2 separate regions of the Homo sapiens genome follow, and region 2 is linked to region 1. A link is an interaction called in ENCODE POLR2A ChIA-PET data of the cell type or tissue named here. Cell type or tissue: GM12878. All regions are shown on one strand. Links, peaks and the distances in the headings refer to the core of each region. The heading gives the core; the rest is flanking DNA.

Region 1 (10,582 bases), core at 5,668-9,667:
AAGCCCAGTTAGGGAAACTGGGTTAAGCACATACAACAGTAGGCTGTGGCTTGATTGAGTGAGAGTTCCTTCTTTATCATGATTGGCAGAGTCCTCACTAGGGAAAGCAGAGCACCTGGTTCTAACTCTAATTTGTCTTCTTTGCATGAATAATTCATGCTACCTCTACCTGACCAGGCCATTACAACAGTAGGGAATGGTCTCTACATACAGATCCCTGGCTAAAGCCTGGTCTGAACACACTGTCCCTTCCGACCCAGCAGAAAAATTCGGCTTCTATGCAGGTCAGTTCTTGTTCAAGATCAGGTTGATGGCCACTTAATGTTAAATTGGTGTACTGTGAATTTGGCATTAGTAATTCCCAGTTTGTTTTATCTAAGGACTGGCCTGCTTCAACATTTAACCTTTAAAGAAATGCAGATCCCTTCCTGGTAAGATGGGACCATGTTATGTGAACATTTTGAGAATATCTATTTATTTGAAAGTTTTATAGAATGGCACATATCTGTAAATGGAACAGAAACTCGGATTGATTTTGAAGAAGGAAGGAAGGAAGGAAAGAAAGGAGGGAGGGAGGGAGGGAGGGAAGATATGAATCGGCTCTGCACAGATGTGGGTGCATCCAAGCTCAGCTGGTAAGTTCTCAGTTAGTTGACTTGTTTGTTTGGTGAGATTCTTATAAGAACTGCTCACCATGGGCTGCACTGTGAGGGCTCCTCACAGCCTTAGATCCTGACCAAACACAGTCCTTGACTTAGTTTCAAAACTGATCAATGCCACAGAACATGCCATGACCCTGCCTGGAAAGCCCTTCCTATGTCGCTGATCTAATTCACCACCCCTGTGTGGCCATCACACTTCAAGCACAGTCTAGTTGGAGATAACATAATTCATTATAATTGGTTTTCCTGACAGAAATGATTTACAAACTCACTGGAGGACTGAGAAACTCCATACTAACCTTCAAAAAATAATCCCAAAGTCAGTCCTATCTCAGGCCAGGAGCTCCAAGGGAGCTTCTGCTGCCCACCCCCAGGAAGCTGGGGAACTAGAAACCTGGAGAACAAGGAAGTGGCTGCTAAGTAGCTGACTCCAAAGCCATGTTGCCTCTACCACAATTGACCCAGCAAGGTGGATGCCCTACTCTCTGCCAGTCAAAGCCCTAAGGGCCAGGGCCAGGGCACTGGGACCTCTGCTTCAGCAGGAAAGCTAAATGCTCCCCATGCCGTGGGCCAGCAGAGACTTGACTCTGGCTCACAGGGCTCCACTCCTGCCTTCCCAGCCTCAGTCAGGAACGTCTGATTGTGCAGCCTCAATCTCATCCAGAACACTAGCTCTCCAGCCTCTGCACTTCAGGCAAGCATGGAGAGAAGACATAGTTCTTCCAGCAGTGAGGAGGTGGGGGGCCAAAGGAGGGGGTCAAGAGAGGAATTAGAATCCGAAAATAACTGACAGGATGGAGAGAGCTGAGACCAAGAAAGTCTATCTACTCCTGACACCACTGAAGAGCACAGCCAATTAGCCTGAAGGGGTTGTGCTAGATAGAGCGTAACTTGAAATCTCTTTCATGTGCCACACTGAAGAAACACAGGTCTTGGAATCAAAAGACCTACTAGGTATTCCATGATCACCTCACTGAGCATCAGTTTCTGTGTTTGTAAAAATTGGAATGATAGTGTTTAGTAAATACTTATCCTATTTCTTCTCTGCTTAGCACTGACTTATCTATTAGGCACAGAAGGCACAGTACCTACAGCCCACAATACCTAAAGGAGACAAAAAAAATTAAAATTCTTTTAAAGTCAGAAGAAAAGAGTAATTTAATCTAGCCTGGATTATATTCATCACTATATCAAAGCAATCATAAAATATAGTTTTTAATATTTTATGAAGCTCCCTTCAAGGTCTCAAGGGGTTAAGTGACAAGGGCCCACAAAAGTCATAATGTGGCCCTGTCTCCTCCCTCCTTTTTGAAGACCTTTCTCTCCACCACACCTTATCCACCTGGTGATAGTACTGAGTCATCAGCAACTATTTTTGTACTCATGACTCTGCAGTTTTGGTTTGATTGTACCAAGACCTATATTTGACCCAAGCTGGGACAGTTAGAGTCCAGTCCACTCAACCCTCATCATTCTGGACACTGTAGACTTGTTTGAGGTAGGGCAGGTGAGTAGTATTTGGGGATGGGTCACCTGACTCAACTCGGGCCAATCAATTTCTTCCTTATGAATTTGGACTTGTTAATATCAAGCTGACACTCAATATTAACCATCACAGAGCATAAGGGACATTTTTTTTTTTTGAGACATGATCTCACTCTGTTGCCCAGGCTGGTGTGCAGTGGTGTGATCTTGGCTCACTGCAACCTCCACCTCCCAAGATCAAGTGATCCTCCTACCTCAGCCTGCCAAGTGGGTGGGACTACAAGCATGAGCCACTGCACCTGGCTAATTTTTGTATTTTTTATAGAGACAGGGTTTCACCATGTTGCCCGGGCTGGTCTTAAACTCCTGGGCTCAAGTGATCCACTTGCCTTGGCTGCCTGAAGTGCTGGGAACACAGGTGTGAGCCACTGAGCCCAGCCCATAAGGGAACTTTTGAGGTGTCAGAAATGTTCTATATCTTGATTGTGGTGGAGCCTACAAAACTGTATGGGTTTATCAAAACACAGACCTGTACACTACAAATGATGAACGTTACTGTAAGTAAATTATATCTCAGTAAATCTGATTTTTACATTTTCATGGAGAAAAAAGTAACTTCATTTGCTTAAACTAGTACCAATGTGTTCCTATAACTTTCAATTAAGAGTTCTAAGTGAGACTCCCTGGATGAAGATGGAGAATAGGAGGCAAGACTAACTTGCAGCTCCCACTTGGACAGACAGAGCAGCATGTGGAGACTCACATAGTGAACTTTTGCTCCAAGAACTAGCACAGCAATATACCAGGAAAGTTGAAAGAATCCACAGACCCTTTGAAGGAACTGAATAATCACTGCAGGCTCCCCGAGACTCTGAAAAACTATGAGACTGCTTGCTTGCTCAATGATGAGGCTGGTGGTCTGGAGCAAGTTCTCAGCCCTCCTCTCCAGATGCCTGGAAATAGACTCAGTGCTGTTGGGGGGCACAGTGGGAGTGAGACCAGCCTTTAGGACTGCGGGCTGCATGGAAGCAGGGTGAGGCTTGTGACTGCCAGCTTTCCCCTACTTCCCTGGTGACCTGCGTGATGCGGCATAGTCAGCCATAATCCCCCGAGAACATAACTCCATTGGCCTGGGAACTACACCCCCATCTCTCACAGCAGTCACAGCAAGCCCCACCCAAGGAGAGTCTGAGTTCAGACACGGCTGACCCTGCCCCCACCTGATGATCTTTCTCTACTCTTCCTGGTTGTGAAAGACAAAGGACAATCTCTTGGGAGCTCTATAGCCCCACCTACCACCTGATCCTCCCTATAAAAACAGAGCTGATGTGCTCTTGAAAGTGCCACCTATTGGCTGGAGGCCAACCAACACAAAACTGGTGCACTAAACAAAAATACAAACAAGGACCCTCACAGAGTCCACTTCACTCCCCTGCTACCTCCACCAGAGCAGGTGCTGGTATCCACAGATGAAAGACCTGAAGATGAATCACATCACAGGACTCTTTGCAGACACTCCCCAGTACCAGCCTGGAGCCTGGTAGCACCTCTAGATGACTAGACCCAGAAAAGCAAAACAATCACTGCAGTTTGGCTCTCATGAAGCCCATCCCAAGGGAGAGAACACCACATCAAGAGAGCACCTTGTGGGACAAAATATTCTGAACAGCAGCCCTGAGTCCCAGATCTTCCCTCTGACATAGTCTACACAAATGAGAAGGAACCAGAAAAACAATTCTGGTAATAGGAAAAAACAAGGTTCTTTAACACCCCCAAAAGATCACACCAGCTCACCAACAATGGATCCAAACCAAGATGAAATATCTGAATTGCCAGAAAAAGAATTCAGAAGGTCAGTTATTAAGCTAATGAAGGAGGTACCAGAGAAAGGTGAACTCCAAATTAAAGAAATTGAAAACATGATACAGGATATGAAAGGAAAAATCTTCAGTGAAATAGCTAGCATAAATAAAACCAATCACAACTTCTGGAAATCAAGGATGCACTTAGAAAGACGCAAAATGCACTGGAAAGTCTCAGCAATATAATCAGATAAGCAGAAGAAAGAACTTCAGAGCTCAAAGACAAGGCTTTCAAACTAACCCAATCTATCAAAGACAAAGAAAAAAGAATTTTTAAAAATGAGCAAACCCTCCAAGAAGTTTGGGACTATGTTAAGCATCCAAACCTAAGAATAATTGGTGTTGCTGAGGAATAAGAGAAATCTAAAAGTCTGGAAAATATGTTTGAGGGAATAATCAAGGAAAACTTCCCTGGCCTTGCTAGAGATCTAGACATCTAAATACAAGAAACCCAAAGAACACCTGGTAAATTCATTGCGAAAAGATCATTGCCTATGCACATAGTCATCAGATTATCTAAAGTCAAGATGAAGGAAAGAATCTTAACAGCTGTGAGGCAAAGGCATCAGATAACTTATAAAGAAAAACCTATCAGATTAACAGCAGATTTCTCAGCAGAAAACCTACAAGCCACAGACATTCAATGCCATCCCATAAAAGCAGCCGGGAAGGGGGCTATATCCTGCAAAGCCACAGGGGCAAAGCTGCCCAAGGCTGTGGGAGCCCCCCTCTTGCATCAGCGTGACTTGGATGTGAGACATGGAGTCAAAGGAGATCATTTTGGAACTTTAAGTTTTAATGACTGCCCTACTGGATTTCGGACTTGCATGGGGCCTGCGGCCCCTTTGTTCTGGCCAATTTCTCCCATTTGGAACAGCTGTATTTACCCAATGCCTGTACACCCCATTGTATCTAGGAAGTGACTAACTTGCTTTTGATTTTACATGCTCATAGGTGGAAGGGACTTGCCTTGTCTCAGATGAGACTTTGGACTTGGACTTTTGAGTTAATGCCAGAATGTGAAGAATTTGCAGGACTGTTGGGAATGCATGATTATGTTTTGAAATGTGAGGACATGAGATTTGAGAGGGGCCAGGGCAGAATGATATGTGTTGGCTGTGTCCCCAACCAAATCTCATATTATATTGTAGTTCCCATAATCCCTATGTGTCATGGGAGGAACCCAGTGGGAGGTAAATGAATCATGGGGGCTGTCAACCCCATGCTGCTGTTCTTGTGATAGTGAGTGAGTTCTCACAAGATCTGATGGTTTCATAAGGGGCTTCTCCCACTTTTGCTCAGCACTTATCCTTGCTGCTGCCATGTGAAGAAGGACATGTTTGCTTCCTCTATTGCCATGATTGTAAGTTTCCCGAGGCCTCCCCAGCCATGCTGAGCTGTGAGTCAACTAAACTTCTTTCCATTAAAAATTACCCAGTCTCAGTTGTGTCTATTAGCAGCATAAGAATGGGCTACTACATATTGGAAGTCCTAACCAGCGCAATCAGACAAGAGAAAGAAATGAAGGGCATCCAAGCTAGTAAAGAGGAAGTCAAACTGTCACTGTTTGTTGATGATATGATCTTATACCTAGGAAACCCTAAAGACTCATCCAAAAAGCTCCTAGAACTGGTAAATGAATTCAGCAAAATTTTAGGATACAAAATTAATGTACAAAAATCAGTAGCTCTGCTATACACCAAAAGCAACCAAGCCGAGAATCAAATCAAGAACTTAACTCCTTTTATAATAGCTTCAAAAAAATGAAGTAATTAGGAATACACCTCACCAAGGAGGTGAAAGACCTTTACAAGAAAAACTACAAAACACTGCTCAAAGAAATCATAGATGACACAAACAAATGGAAACACATCCCATGCTCATGAATGGGTAGAATCAATATTGTGAAAATGACCATACTGCCAAAGTCAATTTACAAATTTAATGCAATTCCCATCAAAATACCATCATCATTCTTCACAGAACTAGAAAAAACAATCCTAAAATTCATAAGGAACCAAAAAAGAGACTCATAGCCAAAGCAAGACTAAATGAAAAGAACAATTCAGGTGGCATCACATTACCTGACTTTGAACTATACTATAAGGCCATAGTCACTAAAACAGCATGGTACTAGTATAAAAATAGGCACACAGACCAGGCGCACTGGCTTACACCTGTAATCCCAGCACTTTGGGAGGCTGAGGCGGATGGATCACCTGAAGTCAGGAGTTCAAGACCAGCCTGGCCAACATGGCAAAACCCCATCTCTACTAAAAATACAAAAAATTAGTGGGTGTGGTGGCAGACACCTGTAATCCCAGCTACTTGGGAAGCTGAGGCAGGGAGAATAGCTTGAACTGGGGAGGCAGAGGTTGCAGTGAGCAGAGACCATGCCACCGCACTCCAGCCTGGCAACAGAGCAAGACTCTGTCTCAAAAAAAAAAAAAAAGAAAGAAAGAAATAGGCACGTAGACCAATGGAACAGAATAGAGAACTCAGAAACAAATCCAAATACTTACAACCAACTGATCTTTAAGAAAGCAAGCAAAAACATAAAGTGGGGAAAGGACACCCTATTCAACAAATGGTGCTGGGATAATTGGCGAGCCACAGGTAGAAGAGTGAAACTGGATCCTCATATCTCACCTTATATAAAAATCAATTCAACATGGATAAAAAGCTTAAATCTAAGAACTGAAGCCATAAAAATTGTAGAAGATGACATCAGAAAAGTCCTTCTAGACATTGGCTTAGGCAAAGACTTCATGACCAAAAACCCGAAAGCAAATTCAACAAAAAAAAAGATAAATAGATGGGACTTAAACTAAAAAACTATTCACAGCAAAAAGAAGGAATCAGCAAATTAAACAGACAACCCACAGAGTGGGAGAAAATCATCACAATCTATACATCCGACAAAGGGCTAATATCCAGAATCTACAAAGAACTCAAACAAATCGGAATGAAAAGAACAATCTCATCAAAAAGTGGGCTAAGGACATCAATAGACAATTCTCGAAAGAAGATATACAAATAGCCAATAAGCAATTTGGAAAAATGCTCAACATCATTAATTATCAGGGAAATGCAAATCAAAGCCACAATGTGATACCACCTTACTCCTGCAAGGATGGCCATAATCAAAAAATCAAAAAATAATAGATATTGGCATGGATGTGCTGAAAAGGGAACATTTTTACACTGTTGGTGGGAATGTAAACTAGTACAACCACTGTGGAAAACAATGTGGAGATTCCTTAAATAACTAAAAGCAGATGCAGCAATCCCACTACTAGGTATCTACCCAGAAGAAAAATAGTCATTATACGAAAAAGAGACTTCCACACGCATGTTTATAGCAGCACAATTTGCAATTGCAAAAATATGGAACCAGCCCAAATGTCCATCAATCAATGGGTGGATAAAGAAAATGTGGTATATATATACAATGGAATACTACTCAGCCCTAAAAAGGAACGAAATAATGGCATTCGCAGCAACCTGGATGGAATTCGAGACTATTATTCTAAGTGAAGTAACTCAGGAATGGAAAACCAAGCATCATATGTTCTCACTCATAATTGGGAGCTAGGCTATGAGGATGCAAAAGCATAAGAATGATACAATGGACTTTGGGGACTTAGGGAAAAGGCTAGGAGGTGGGTGAGGGATAAAAAAACTACACATTGGGTACAGTGTACACTGCTTGGGTGATGGTGGGTGCACTGAAACCTCAGAAATCACCACCAAAGAACTTATTCATGTAACCAAACATCACCAGTTCCCCAAAAACCTATTGAAATAAAAAACAAATTTTAAAAAGAGTCCTAAGTGATAAAAATATCCAACTTACAATGTTGTGAGAATTAAATGACACAATGTAGTTTCATGTTATGAGGAAGTTAATTCTAATATTAACTCATAAGGCTAAATTTACCCTTGAAAATTCATTAACTCCCCCATAAAATACAGTGTACATTTTTTATGTATACAACCTGGTACAACAGTTCTTATATACACCAAAGTTTGAGAATATAAAGGAAATGTATACGCAGATGATTGAGCTATTAGTTAAAAACAGTCTTTAAAGACAGACTACCTTGGTTCAAATCCCAGTTCCACCACTTCCGGACCCTGGGAAAGGTGCTTCTCTATGCTTCAGGTTTTTCATCTGTACATTGGTGATAATAGTATCTAACTCATAGGTTTGTAGTGCAAATTAGTTAATATATGTAAAACTGTCAGCCAGGCACAATGTAAAGACTATATAATAATGCATTAGCTGTCAATCTGTCAGATAGACCTGCATTATAAGCCCAGCTTCCTCCACTCAGTGAATATCTATTAAGCATCTACAATATAACCACGCACAATTAATTCTAGGTTCTGATAAAAACAAAGATTTTAATTTTTTTTTTTTTTTTTTTTTTTTTTTTTTGAGACGGAGTCTCGCTCTGTCGCCCAGGCTGGAGTGCAGTGGTGCGATTTTGGCTCACTGCAAGCTCCGCCTCCCAGGTTCACGCCATTCTCCTGCCTCAGCCTCCCGAGTAGCTGGGACTACAAGCGCCCGCCATCACGCCCGGCTAATTTTTTTGTATTTTTAGTAGAGACGGGGTTTCACCCTGTTAGCCAGAATGGTCTCGATCTCCTGACCTCGTGATCCGCCTGCCTCAGCCTCCCAAAGTGCTGGGATTACAGGCGTGAGCCACCGTGCCCTGCCAGATTTTAATTTTTGATGGTTACAGTCTATTGGCTTTGCCAAATACTGGCTACATGATCTTGGGCAAAGTTTCTTCATCGGTTGTCATAATGTGTATAGGTGCATAGCACAATGTATGACACAAAGTAAAGGGTAGCTATGTCTAGTGGCTATTATCATGCCCCAGTATGGTATCATAAACGCTAAGTTTATGATAAGTGTTTTTCCATAAACACTAGGAATCTGAGTCTTGACGAAGAATGCATCACTCACGCCTTTCCCCACCAATAGGGGGAGTCATTTTTCAGTTCCGCACTGGGATACATCTTACCAGTTCCAGGCTCCACATAAACCAGGGAATGTATTCTGCATATCCATCAGTTTGGTTTCCCAAAACACGGCAGGTGCCACGTCCTCCTCTGAGTTAGTCTGATAAGAAAAGGAACTTGAAGCAATATCTCTTTTTTTGTCTAAATGTAGGGCCTTTAAACAGAGGATACACACACTCAAGGTATGAGTAAAATCAAAGGAAATGTAAACAGCGCCTCCCATTCTCCTTAAAAAGGGAATAAAGTGGAGTACGCTTAATCCAAAGAGGGAAGTACAAGGGTTCCACTTATTCCAAGTAGAGGAGTTCAGGAGAAGTAGGTGTAGTTATTCCATCTAGGACTGACATATGCAAACTGTAGTTTGTAAAAAGCACAAGGGGCTCTGGCTGAAGGGGTGCGTGAGAGATGAAATCTACTAGCGAAATCTACTAGCCTTGGCAGTTTTGCAACTACTCAGTTGAAGAAGTGTCTCTTTCATTACTCAAAGGTACCTTATGCTTACCACTTCATGTACCTTGAGCTGGGTAGACCCCAAATGGTCTGCTTTTTTTAATTTGCAAAAAGTCATGGCAAGCCCAGCAGTGGCCCAGGTTTTAATAGGTTAAGCAGCCCCAAGAAACCAAACTTGATCCAGAGTTGAGAAGGGAGAAAACAGGTCTCCATCAGTGGCTTCAGGAAGTGTAACAGTAGCCACATGGACAGCATCACTGTATGACCTGTGCCTCAGGCTGCCCAAACAACGGACCCTCTCTATTTATTGCATGAATTGAGTTTGATCTTGCCATTTAGAGATGTCTACAAATTCAGGAGTTAAGCTGCCCACCCATAAGTGATCCACCAACCCTTTTAAAATAATGCTTAGAATTCAAACAAAATAATTTATTTGCTTCAGCTAGCACTGTATTAAGGTCTGTACGTTTCAATTAATTTAAAGATAATCTGGTTACCAGAAAAAAGAAAATGTCATAACAAAGCAGGATTTTTGTGGGGAGTCCAGACCTCAACAAAGGCTTCCTTTAAGTACCCCATCATCACTGCTCCCTCTCATCACCTCTTTAAAGGGGCTTTAAGTTCCTGTCCTTCTCCTGCCAGCCTGATTTCCCTTCAATAGGGATTTTTAAACTTGGCCCCTTCCTTCCTGTTCAAAGACCATTGCATTTTATTTGGGTATCCATGGTACAAATCATTGTGCTCCACCTCAAACTCGTTAGGATACCTCAAATCTTTTATTTAGCTTCATTGTACCTAAATTTTCTCTTCCGTTAAAGTGGCTTAATATCCCCCTTCAAACCTTTCCCAAAAGGATGAAATTAAGTCATTCATATGACAGAGGCTTTTCACCCACAGATAAAAAAGAATCCTTTTGTTTCCTTTATAGGAGTACCTTCCTTTATGTAACAACTGTATTCCTCAAAATTTTATGTGAACGAAGTCCAGATTTAAAAGTCCTGAGGATGCCCACCACTCAAAGAAAGCTCATGAAGTGGAATTTTGTTAAACAAGGGCAAGTCTAACAAATAATCATCATTGATTCATCTGAGG
Region 2 (10,582 bases), core at 3,316-7,315, 51 kb before region 1:
TGTGTGTGTGTGTGTGTGTGTGTATGTGTTACATGGCAACTATTCACATTTTTCCACTGAATTGATAATTGATCACAAAATTTAAAAAGTGGCAAAAATTGGTGAAGAAATAACTTCCTTTAGCTTAAGCAGTCACCCTGCTCCTCTGTTTCTTGCTTATGTTAGCTGTTGGAAAATAGTTAACACAGTCCTAGGCATTTGACCTGGTCACCTAAGGAGGCAGTGTCAATTAGTATGCAAGTAAAACAGCACAGAAACAAGCAACAGCAGCTACTCTAACATTCTAAGTGATCTTTCTATGTAATTACAATTTGTTTCATCACAGTCATTTCACATGACAAATTAGTGAAGCTGAGATCAGGGAGCTTTGCACAGTGGGGCTGTGTCAAGATTATAAAAGAGTAACCTGCCACTAAGTTGTCAAATTTAAGGGAAAGATGCAATTTCAAAGACTTTGTAATAATAAATATTTGTCAAGTGCCTATGTGCCAGACACTGTCAGATGAACTCTTAATTCTCCCAATAGCCTTACAAAGTAGGCATTATGGTTGCCATTTTATAGATGAGAAAACTAAGGGACAGAGAGGGAAATTCCATGTCTGAGTCCCACAGTTTGTAAGTGGCAGAGCTAGGACATAGCCCAACTTGGCCTGATTCTAAAGGCTGAGCTCTTCCCATGATGTGGCTGTACCTACAGGAAATCAGAAAAAGAATGGCTATTATCAGCAAAAATCACAGGAGTATATTTTACTAGCAGACAGAACAATGACTGTGATGGAAAGAATTTTCTAACAAGCCCACTGAAATCATTTTTGAAGATACCCACATCAGAACAATTGTAATACTAGAGACCTAATGATGTTCTTGTATTTATAAGGATCTTTTGCCTTGGATGGCTAACATTTCATGATTCAATCACAAAATCATATAAAATAGCTAATGGTAGCTATACCAAATCAGTAGCTCTCAGATTTCAGGAAGTGTTAGAATCACCTTGTGTTCATTAAAATATAGATTCCAAGGTCCCTGCCCCACCCAAAACTTAACCACTGGTTTTAGAGTGAGTGGGCCTAGGAATCTGTATTTGTGTCAGGCAACTGGTGATTCAGTTAATGGGGGTGGGGAAGGGATCTCAGTATCATGCCTTGAGAAACACTGGTGGGTATCAGAGAGTAATTACATAACCTGTTCAGTACCCTATACCATGAGTGATGGGGACGGGGGCATCTCCTCCCAGCACTCTAAGGAGATGACCACTTTCCTTAGCCTGCAGCTATTTTCACAGGAGGTGATCTCATGCAGTAAATTATGGGTGCATGGCTACCTTAGTCCCCAGATTCCATATCCCATCTCTGACTCTTCAGGCTTTTTATTCCCAATACCCACTCAGTCTTTTTTTCCTCTCATTTTCCCAATCTTTTCCATTCTCCAGGCCTTCTAAGCCCTCAGTGGGACCCCACACATTTAAAAAGGCCTTGACAACAATAAATGTATTTTAAATACCCAGCACCATGTTGAAGTCCATTCCCAGTGGTCAGAGCATGTACCCAGCAGTTCTGCCAGTTACTTAAATGCCACAACAGTGTGAAGTGAGGAAACCTTTCCTCCCTGTGTACCAGGGTCATGTTAGGAATTCACTACAGGCCTAGCGTACACAAGTCTATTTTCTGGTTCAAGATCCAGGAAAGAAAGTTTCAACCTCAGAATTCACATATTCAGCCCCCAAGCTCCCCCAGATGGAAGGGAGTCTCCCACAACACCAGGTCTTATGTGTGAGCCTCAGCACAGTGGTTTCTGCTTCCTCTTTCTACTTGTCTGTATGCTCCATCCAAGCTAGAGCACTTTAAGAACAGAGGCTGTGCTGTTTTTATTCCTGAATTCCCAGGGCTTAGCCCAGCGCTAGGAACATAACAAATGCTCAATAAATGTTTTTAAGTAAAGGCATATCAAGGAAATTAATCAAACAACAAATCGACTGAGTCTGGGGGAGGCAGCCCATTACTGCAGGTGTGTTTGATTCTCTGCACTTGTCACCCCCCATTCCTTCACCAGGACGTACATTTTTTCCTGATATACTTATAATGCAATCTGTAGACTGGAAAAGAAGTACCCTTGAACTTGAGTTAGGCTCTTTATACACTAAATGAAAATTACCATATTCTTCTATGTGTTGTTTGTTTTGTGTGTTCTTTGATTTTTATAAGAAAATACTGTCCTTCCCTGTCTGTGGAAAGGCTTTACCCCGACACACTAGAAAGAATGGCTGGAGGAACATGAACTCCTTACTGTGTCTGTATGGGTGTGATTTATTGTACTTTCCTTTATTGCAGGGCAGCCGAGGCAGGGGCAGCCATGGTGGCATGATGTAAGGTCATCACACATTCTTGGGCAGCACTTGGTGTTTCTCAGGTGCTCTGCTTATTTACCATCCCTGCAGCACCTCCAGGAAGGGAGGTCAGCATATTCTTCAGGGCTTAGCAGCAGAGGGATTGAAAACCCAGAAGAGTAAGAGGCAGGTGGTGCTGAGTCAGGGCTCAAACCATCTCCTCCTGCCAGGACTGCAGAATTCATTCCTTTGGGAGGGGCTTTGCAAAGCCTCTGCAGACTTCTGGATGGAAAGACCTGGTGACACACTGCAAGAAGCCAATTCAATCTGTTTATTTCAGAAGAAAAAGGGAATGAAAATTGAACCTTGAAATGTACACTCTGGGGATCCACAAACTCTCCGGTGGTGAGGAGCTACAAGCAATGTTTAAGCCACATGCAGGAGTATTTTACAAAGTTATTTACAAGATTAATCATTGGTGTCCATACGTGTGCTGTTAGTAGTGTTGTGGTGGCCCATACCCAGTGGGCAGGCTGGAAAGCAGTTCCTGAGATGCCAGTTCCCACAGGAACCCCAGCAGTTCTTGGATGCCTTGCTTTGCATTAGGTAAGGTTAGTGCAGGGTACAAAATGTGTTTACTTGGATCAGTAACTTGGAACACAAAGCAATGAATTCTATTTTGCCTGGACCTCTACCTCCCCAGCACACACAAAGACAAAGGTATTGTGAAATTTTCACCGCTGGATTTACTAGAGAAGTAGCCAGGATGAGACTTGGGTTTGCAAACCTAAAGAACTAAGCAGTGGTTTTAGTCAGCTTAGGCTGCTATAACAAAGCACATTAGACTTGAGGGCTTATAAACAACAGGAATTTGTTTCTCATGAATTCTGGAGGCTGGAATTCCGAGTTCAGGGTGCCAGCATGGTGAGGTTCTTCTAGATTGCAGACTACCGACTTATTATATCCTCACATAGCAGGAAGAAGGCAAGAGAGCTCTCTGGGGTCTCTTTTATAAAGGCACTAATTCCATTCTTAAGGCTCTGCCCTCATGATCTAATTACCTCCCAAAGGCCCCACTCCCTAAAACCATCATATTGGGAGTTAGGATTTCAACATGTGAATTTGGGGAGGAACAAACATTCAGTCAATTGCAGCAGGGTTAGTGCCCTCTGTGCTGGAAGAGCAATAGAGGGGAGGTAGAGAGATGAAGGTTAGAGACAGCCTTCATGGTTAACAGTATGGGCCTCACAATAACACCAAGTGTGGTCCAAGGACCAGCAGCATCAGCGTCACCAGGGAGCTAGTTAGAAATGCTAAACATTGGATCCCACTTAGACATACTGATGGTCAGAATCTCTAGGGCTGGAGTCCAGGAATCTGTGTTTTAATAAGTGTTTCAAATGATTCTTATGTGTGTTAAAGACTGAGAAGCACTGGCCCTGGACTTAGACGCTCAGGTCAGATAGTCTGGGCTTGTATCCTTCCCCATCATTCTTCTGCTGTGTGAGCTCCCCAGGTCTCCATTCTTTTCTTTGTAAACTAGGTATAACAATAATGCCTACTTCACGGGGTTGTTGTGTGGTCAGGATGATAAGATAATGTGTGTAAAGCACTTAGATCAGGATCTGGCAAATAAGCACTTACCAAAAGTATGCAGAATAAAATATAGACTTTCCCTTTACAAACCCTTAAACCCCACTTCTACCCAGAGCTCATGCTCCCAACTACCTTCCAAGGTCACCTCTTAGCCCACTGTCAACTCTAACTCACAAACCCTTGTATCTTGCCTAAGACTATTCATGATTCATTCATTCATAGGTCATAGGCAGTCCACAGGCATTCTTCTTCAATACCCTACTAAAACTTCTGTATTCCCCAACAGCTCAGGAATCAGCTGTGGATTCTGCCAGTCTTGGCTTGGGTTGGGAGGAGACCACATGATGTGTCTTCTCAAGAAGAAAGAAAATTCTAGAGAACCACCATGAAGTCTGGAGGCACTTATGAAAACAATGGGCTGGAACTCACTTCTCATCTTAGATTGGCTGTTTAATGAATGTTTATTGAGTAAGTTAATGAATGAAATTCACTCAACTTGGAAAATACAGTCTCAGGTTATGGTGGCAGGAGACTGGACTGGGTTTCTTCCCTCTGTTTATTCCAGAGATTTTTTTTTATGGTTCATTGACCCATTTAGAGGTGTCCGGGCAGCTTTTTTTATTTTGGCAACCTGCCAGTTTTATATGTATGCTAAACAGGCTCCTTTTCATATAAAATAATCACAATTTAACACAATTTTTTACATTTGCTTTTCTTTTCTTCCTTCCTTCCTTCTTTCCTTCCTTCCTTCTTTCATTCCTTCCTTCCTTCCTCCCTCCCTCCCTCCTCTTTCTCTCTCTTCCTTCCTTCTTTCCTTCCTTCCTCTCTGTCTCTCTCTCTGTCTCTCTTTCTTTCTTCTTTTCTTCCTTTCTTTTGTGTGGGTCTCACTACATTGCCCAGGCTGGTTTCAAATTACTGGCTTCAAGCGATCCTCCTGCCTCAGCCTCTCAAGTAGATGAGATTACAGGCAGAAGCAACTGCACCCAGCAACAAATAGTACTTTGATTCATTCCTAAGAAAGGCATTGAAATAAACAAAGAAAGATTACTATAGCCGTGGATTCATTTGGTCGATTGTTAGAGAAAGTGAAAGTCAAATCTTAAGCCTAATGAGTCAGGTAACAGTGAATGCTGATGTGTGTATGTGTGCGTGTGAGTGTGTGTGTGTGCGCATGCTTGTATGTATAAACAAAAGAAGGCAGCTAGGTCAGGGGAGGAAATACATTCCAATAGTACAGAAAAATACACACACACACACAGATAGGGATAGAGAGATAGAGAGAGAGATAGAAGAAAAGATCTGAAAATTTTTCCTTTCTCCAACCCTGCAAAGACTTAGAAGTACTCCAAATGAGTGCTTTTCAAACTATCTGTGGTGAAGAAAAAGTTTTTGTTATTTGGTTTTGCTTTTTACTTTCCTATGAGTTATGGACTAACACTACAAATGCTCTAAAATGAATTATTTTAAAAATAATATAAAATAAGTATACACAAAATAAATGACACTATCATTCCAGACATCTCTTACCCCGAGCTTGCCCTTGGGCTGAAGGAACTAGACACCAAACCATGTAAGAATCCACCTCTAAAATTCCAAGACTATCAAGTGAGCAAATGATATGGCATGGTTGCCCAAAGAAGTGGGTGACAGTAGTAGCAGAAATAGAACAGCTGTCTTCACCCCTGTTCCCCTGCCAGGTGATCCAGCATTCTGGGGACAGCCCACTGATTTCAATGATGAAGGCACATTCTAGTGGCCAGCGGCAGCTCAGCAGAGAGGACTACAAAGAGAGGAGCTACAAGAAAACTTCCTGTTGCCTCCCATGGAGATTTGGCAAGGCTTCGTATGCATATTTGTTATTTATTTTCTTCTTGAATTATACTTATTTCTCTAATCTTGTGCAAACAGTTCTTGCAAGAAGTGAGGACTGAGGAGACTGAGCTTGCTGTGAAATGTGAATTCCTAAGTGCAGCAAGGACACGGCTAAGAGGGTAAGAGCAATGCCTAGGCCCTCTCTCGGTGGCAACATTAACATGAGAGGGACTTTGAACTCCTGGATGCCCTGACATTTCTTCTGCCATTTGCTGTTCTGCTCCTTTGCCTCCCGCTCAATGTCCACCCTTTTAATAGTGCCATTTCATTCCTCAGACAAACACTGCTTACTCCCTCTGCCCACCACACTCCATTTCTGTCATTCCTTTGGGGCTTATTGGCTTTGTTTCTGGCCTGTGGCTTTTTGTGTGCTAGCGCTTCCTCTCCAAAATATGCCTGTTAAAAAGTATAAGCTATAAGTAGGGAGCAAATAAATATGGCAGTAACAATAAAACCATGATTTCTTTGAGAAGTCTCCCTTGATTTCATGAGATGTCTCAGATTCCCCAGAAAAGTCATGCTATACTCAGAGCTCGCAGAATGATGAATACATTTCACAAAAGTGTCCCCACTTACTCTAAATCATGAGCTTCATACATTAGCTTGACCCTTGTTGACTCTAGCAATGTGCCGTAGCACACAATTCACTCTCTCTGAGCTTTGTTCTTGCCTTTCTTTGTGGTTGGGTTGTCACGATTGCCACATGGCCCTCAGTGCACACACAGAGCCATAAGGAATATCCTTTCTAGTTATAAGCACAGATTTCCAAGTCAGGCAGAACTACATTTAAGTCTTGGGTCCACCATGTGGCAGCTGTATGACCTTGGACAGGTTACTTAGAGTCATGGAGACCTGGTGTACTCATCTATAAAATGGAAATGACGATAGCACCTGGCCCAGAGGGTTACTGTGAGGATTAAATTAGATGGTATATATAAAGTTATTGCAGTGCCTGGGACATAGTAGACACTCAATAAAAGTTAGCTATTATTGTAATCTGTCCTGGGGGACAGGAGGCACACCATGTCCTCTAACAGGTAACAAAGAACATTTGAAGAAATTGAGCTGAAAAATAAAATATAAGTGAATATGATTGTTGATTCCTATAACCCTGCTCATTTATTCAGGATGTGTTTACTCAGGACCTACTTAGTGCTGGTTACTGTGTTAGGTTAATAAGGCAGGATGCCTTAATGAGGAGCTCACACATATTGGAAAAAGCAAACCCATAAAAAGAAAATAACAATTCTTGTATCATCTTTGCTAGCCAAACAAATATCTGAGGGTATGAACTGATGTTAAGCTGTGTCCTTGGGAAACCTGATCGCTTGTAAAAACCTACCTGAAGTAATGATCCCCTGAGCTCTGGCTCACATTTGAGGCAGCTTTGAGGACAAGTGCACATGGGGTAAGGAAGGGGGCATGGCTTCCCTAGGGCCTGATCTAAAAGGGCACCCCAAACCCAAAAGATTTAAGGCCCAGGAATGTCTGTCAACAGTAGTTGTTATGGCAGACCCACCGATGCACATCAGGAAGGCAACCAACGAGACTCAAGCCAAATTCCCCGCTTTAAATTAACTTCTCGGCACATATTTCTGCAGGGTGTGTGCAGCTCTAGAAGGCAGCAGCAGCAGGGGCCCAGACCACTGCTTTTCTTTCCTCTGTTGTTTATAAAATTGAAGAGAGAAAAAGCAGCATTGGTCTCAAATTAATCTTCTCCTCCTCAGTCTAAAGGATGTGAGCATCAAGTCCATCATCTCCGAGCAAAACGTTGTGCGTGTTCTCTTGAACAAAGAGCATCTGTGACCAGTGGACTTGCCTGTTACCAGTACGCGATAAAGGGGACAGCGTAACAACCTCAGCCTTGGTGGCAGCTGCTTTCTTTCTTTTTCTCTTTTCTTTCTTTTTTTTTAATGCCTTTTTCAGAGGCAGCAGAAAAGGCTTTTCTTTAAAGAAGATTTCCTGGTTTGAGGGAGGGTTAAATAAACAAATGATAACAACACCAATCAACCCTCTTTGCTTACAGCCTGCAGAGTCAATCTGCCTCCTTGCTGTGGAGCTACCAACCAGCAAAGGCAAACTAATTAGACACAGACAAACACTTAGGCAATCACACCTTGTGAATGTAAGCGTCTTCCTGTCATTTGGCAAGTCTCTCAGCTGCCTCTGAGCGTGAGACAACAAATCCCCTGCAAACAAGTTCCTCACGCTCCCCGTTAGTGAGACCTAACGGATCACAATGGCTAGAGGTGAAAGGTGGCAGTCTCGTCAGGTAATGACATCTCTCCAACAGCCCATATTAAAACAGCGGCACTTGTTTAGACTAGCCTATTTGCACCTACCTACAGAGGGCCTTTTTAATGTAATTATTGGCCTCTGCCGCCTTGCTTAGGATTTGAAAATATCGTTCATTTTCATCTTGCTTCAGCTACCGCTGCTATCTCCTATTCAGGCTCAGTCACCTCATCTTCCCACAACTAAGTGTAGAAACAAGCATAAGCTGGAAGAGATGAATTAACAAGAACAAGTTGGCAGGTGAGCTATGTGACAAAAAAAAAAAAAAAAAAGAAGGGATTTGACAATATATTCTAATCACTACCTGTCTGTGGAAATCTTGAAAAATTTAAATGGCTTTTCTTAGCAAGACCAAAAAGCTATTGCAATAATTGACCAAACCTATAGATGTAAAAGCAAAGAGGCTGGAATCTAGTAATAGTATGCAGCTGGTAAACAACTATATGTTGCTTTAAAAAACAAACAAACAAAAAAAAAAAACAGAAGGAGGCAAGAATCTATTGACAGGCTGGGCTAGGAGTTCTGATAACTGCTCATCATAGTGCAGAATTTGGCCTTTGACATTTTAAGTAGCTGGAAGGGATGGTCCCACCTGACCTCACTCTGTATTATACAAACAAATGTATCATCATGTAAAAGTTTGGCTGATACATTACAGACCTGTAGGTCAAAGACCAGAATTTCTAAGTCCCCCGAATGGTTTCCATCTCTGCTTATAAGTGTCCAGGTCATATTCGGGCAGAGCAGTGGGGCATTTTATCTACCCACTATTAATTGTTAAATATCTGCTGTTGCTTGGAGCTGTGCTCACTTAAAAATGATGCAGTTGACTTTCTGTCGAGATGGCTTTCAATCTTGCTCCTCAAACCTTACTGGTGCTCTCGTTGCTCTGTAGTTTATGGCCATCACTTATTAATGGTTATAAACAGGGATGATTTTTTTCAAAGGTAACAACAGCTTAAACTGTCACTGAGGAGAGGCGTTTGTATAAAGGAATGCACAGCTTCCTCTCTTCTTCCTGTATTTTTCCTTTAGTCTCTTCTCCTTTATCTTCTTTCTCTCCATCCCCCTTCCCCATGGAAGGGGCAGATTTTACAGAAGTCAGCTTCCAGAAGAGCTTTGAATGAGAAGAATAATTAGGGCCACAGAGACTCCAGGATGCAAATAGTATGGGATAAATCTCCAGGACAGAAAAAAATTTTAAAAAAGGCCACCTGTAAAGAGAGTGCCTAGAAGGAGTATTTATTCTACGTGTCTTGACCTATTACTTTGTGCCAGGTACCGTGCTAGGCAAGCAGGGTAGGAAGAAAAATGTGAAATGGTCCCTGTTCCAATATACTGAGGAAAAGAGAAATCATGGCAACTGCGAGATGATTCCACCCTTGACCTTCTGATTCTAAATCAGCTGCTTATCAGTGCATTAGCCACTCTGTTAACACCGATTCAGAATTACTAGGAAGAGATTACGGCTCACAACTGAAAATGAGGACAAAAATTCAAATTCAAAACAGCAAATGAGAGGAGATTAGAGAGAAAGGACATTGTTTTTCTAGTAAATGACACAATTTTAACAAAAACTTTTAGACAAGAAAATAAGAGAAACAAGATCAGACTTTTACTCTCCTCTCACTGACTCTTTTCAATACAGGAGACAGGACTCCAGGAGAAAGACGGGGGCATAGAGCAATGCCTGTAATGCCCATTCACTCTTCAACTTCTGATCCAAGTAATCAAAAAGATTCACAAAAGGACAAAAATTGGCAACAGCCCTGAAAGCTGATCATGACAGGTAATCATAGGCGATGTTCAAGGAGGAGGCTCCACTAACTGCTAAAATAAGTGAGGATAGATTTAAAAGCACACTCTTAGGATGTACACATAGTATCTTTTGAATCCAAACAATATGGAGGACCTTGAAAATGATAGAGAAGGACTTTGATCCCAGTGTCTGCTCCCAACCCCAGGGTGCACTAATCAAGAAAGGTGCATTGACCAAGAAAGTCTCCGGCCACCCTTCAGTGGCATTGGATTGCCCCCTGAGCTTCCAGAAATAACTGCTGCCCAGCAATGCCTGCTTGACATCATTCCTATGGAGGCAGCACATGAGTCTGAAGGATTAAATGGCAGAATCTCGCATCTTGGGATATAGAGTCTCCTGCAGAAAAGAAGGGAGACTTTTCTCCCTTGCAGAAAGGCAAGGAAGGAGTCAGGAAAAGTTGTGGGAGAAGACACATGGAAGTGCATTGACTTTTAGGATCTACCATGTCACAGGAACCACTGCAGCCTCCTCCCCACTCTCCAACACAGCCAGGGACCCCATCCTCCACAAGGCCAGAGGCTGAGCCCAGCAGACGGCCCTCCACCCGTAGCCATGTGACTCTAACAGTCCAAAGTGTTTTCACCCAAGTGAACAATGAGGGGCTTTAGGCCTGCTCACGAACCTCCCAATCTAGTGGCAAATGCCTCATTTGGATGGATGCCCCCCCAGTGCTT

What was found. Peaks named below come from ENCODE experiments on the same cell type or tissue, not always from the same donor. Only the 100,000 strongest peaks of a DNase experiment are listed, where the experiment ranks them.
Region 2: POLR2A ChIA-PET joins it to region 1 with 6 read pairs; 2 of 35 experiments call an interaction of 5 or more read pairs at or near these places.

Annotation. Positions count from the first base shown.
Region 1 is chr1:90,147,736-90,158,317 of GRCh38, reverse strand. No RefSeq gene overlaps it. Among named protein-coding and RNA genes, the nearest start is that of ZNF326, 160 kb to the right of the region's middle. In GM12878, for the core only: no CTCF peak of the experiment used is centred there; no DNase peak of the experiment used is centred there.
Region 2 is chr1:90,196,148-90,206,729 of GRCh38, reverse strand. No RefSeq gene overlaps it. Among named protein-coding and RNA genes, the nearest start is that of ZNF326, 210 kb to the right of the region's middle. In GM12878, for the core only: no CTCF peak of the experiment used is centred there; a DNase peak (open chromatin) is centred at 5,088.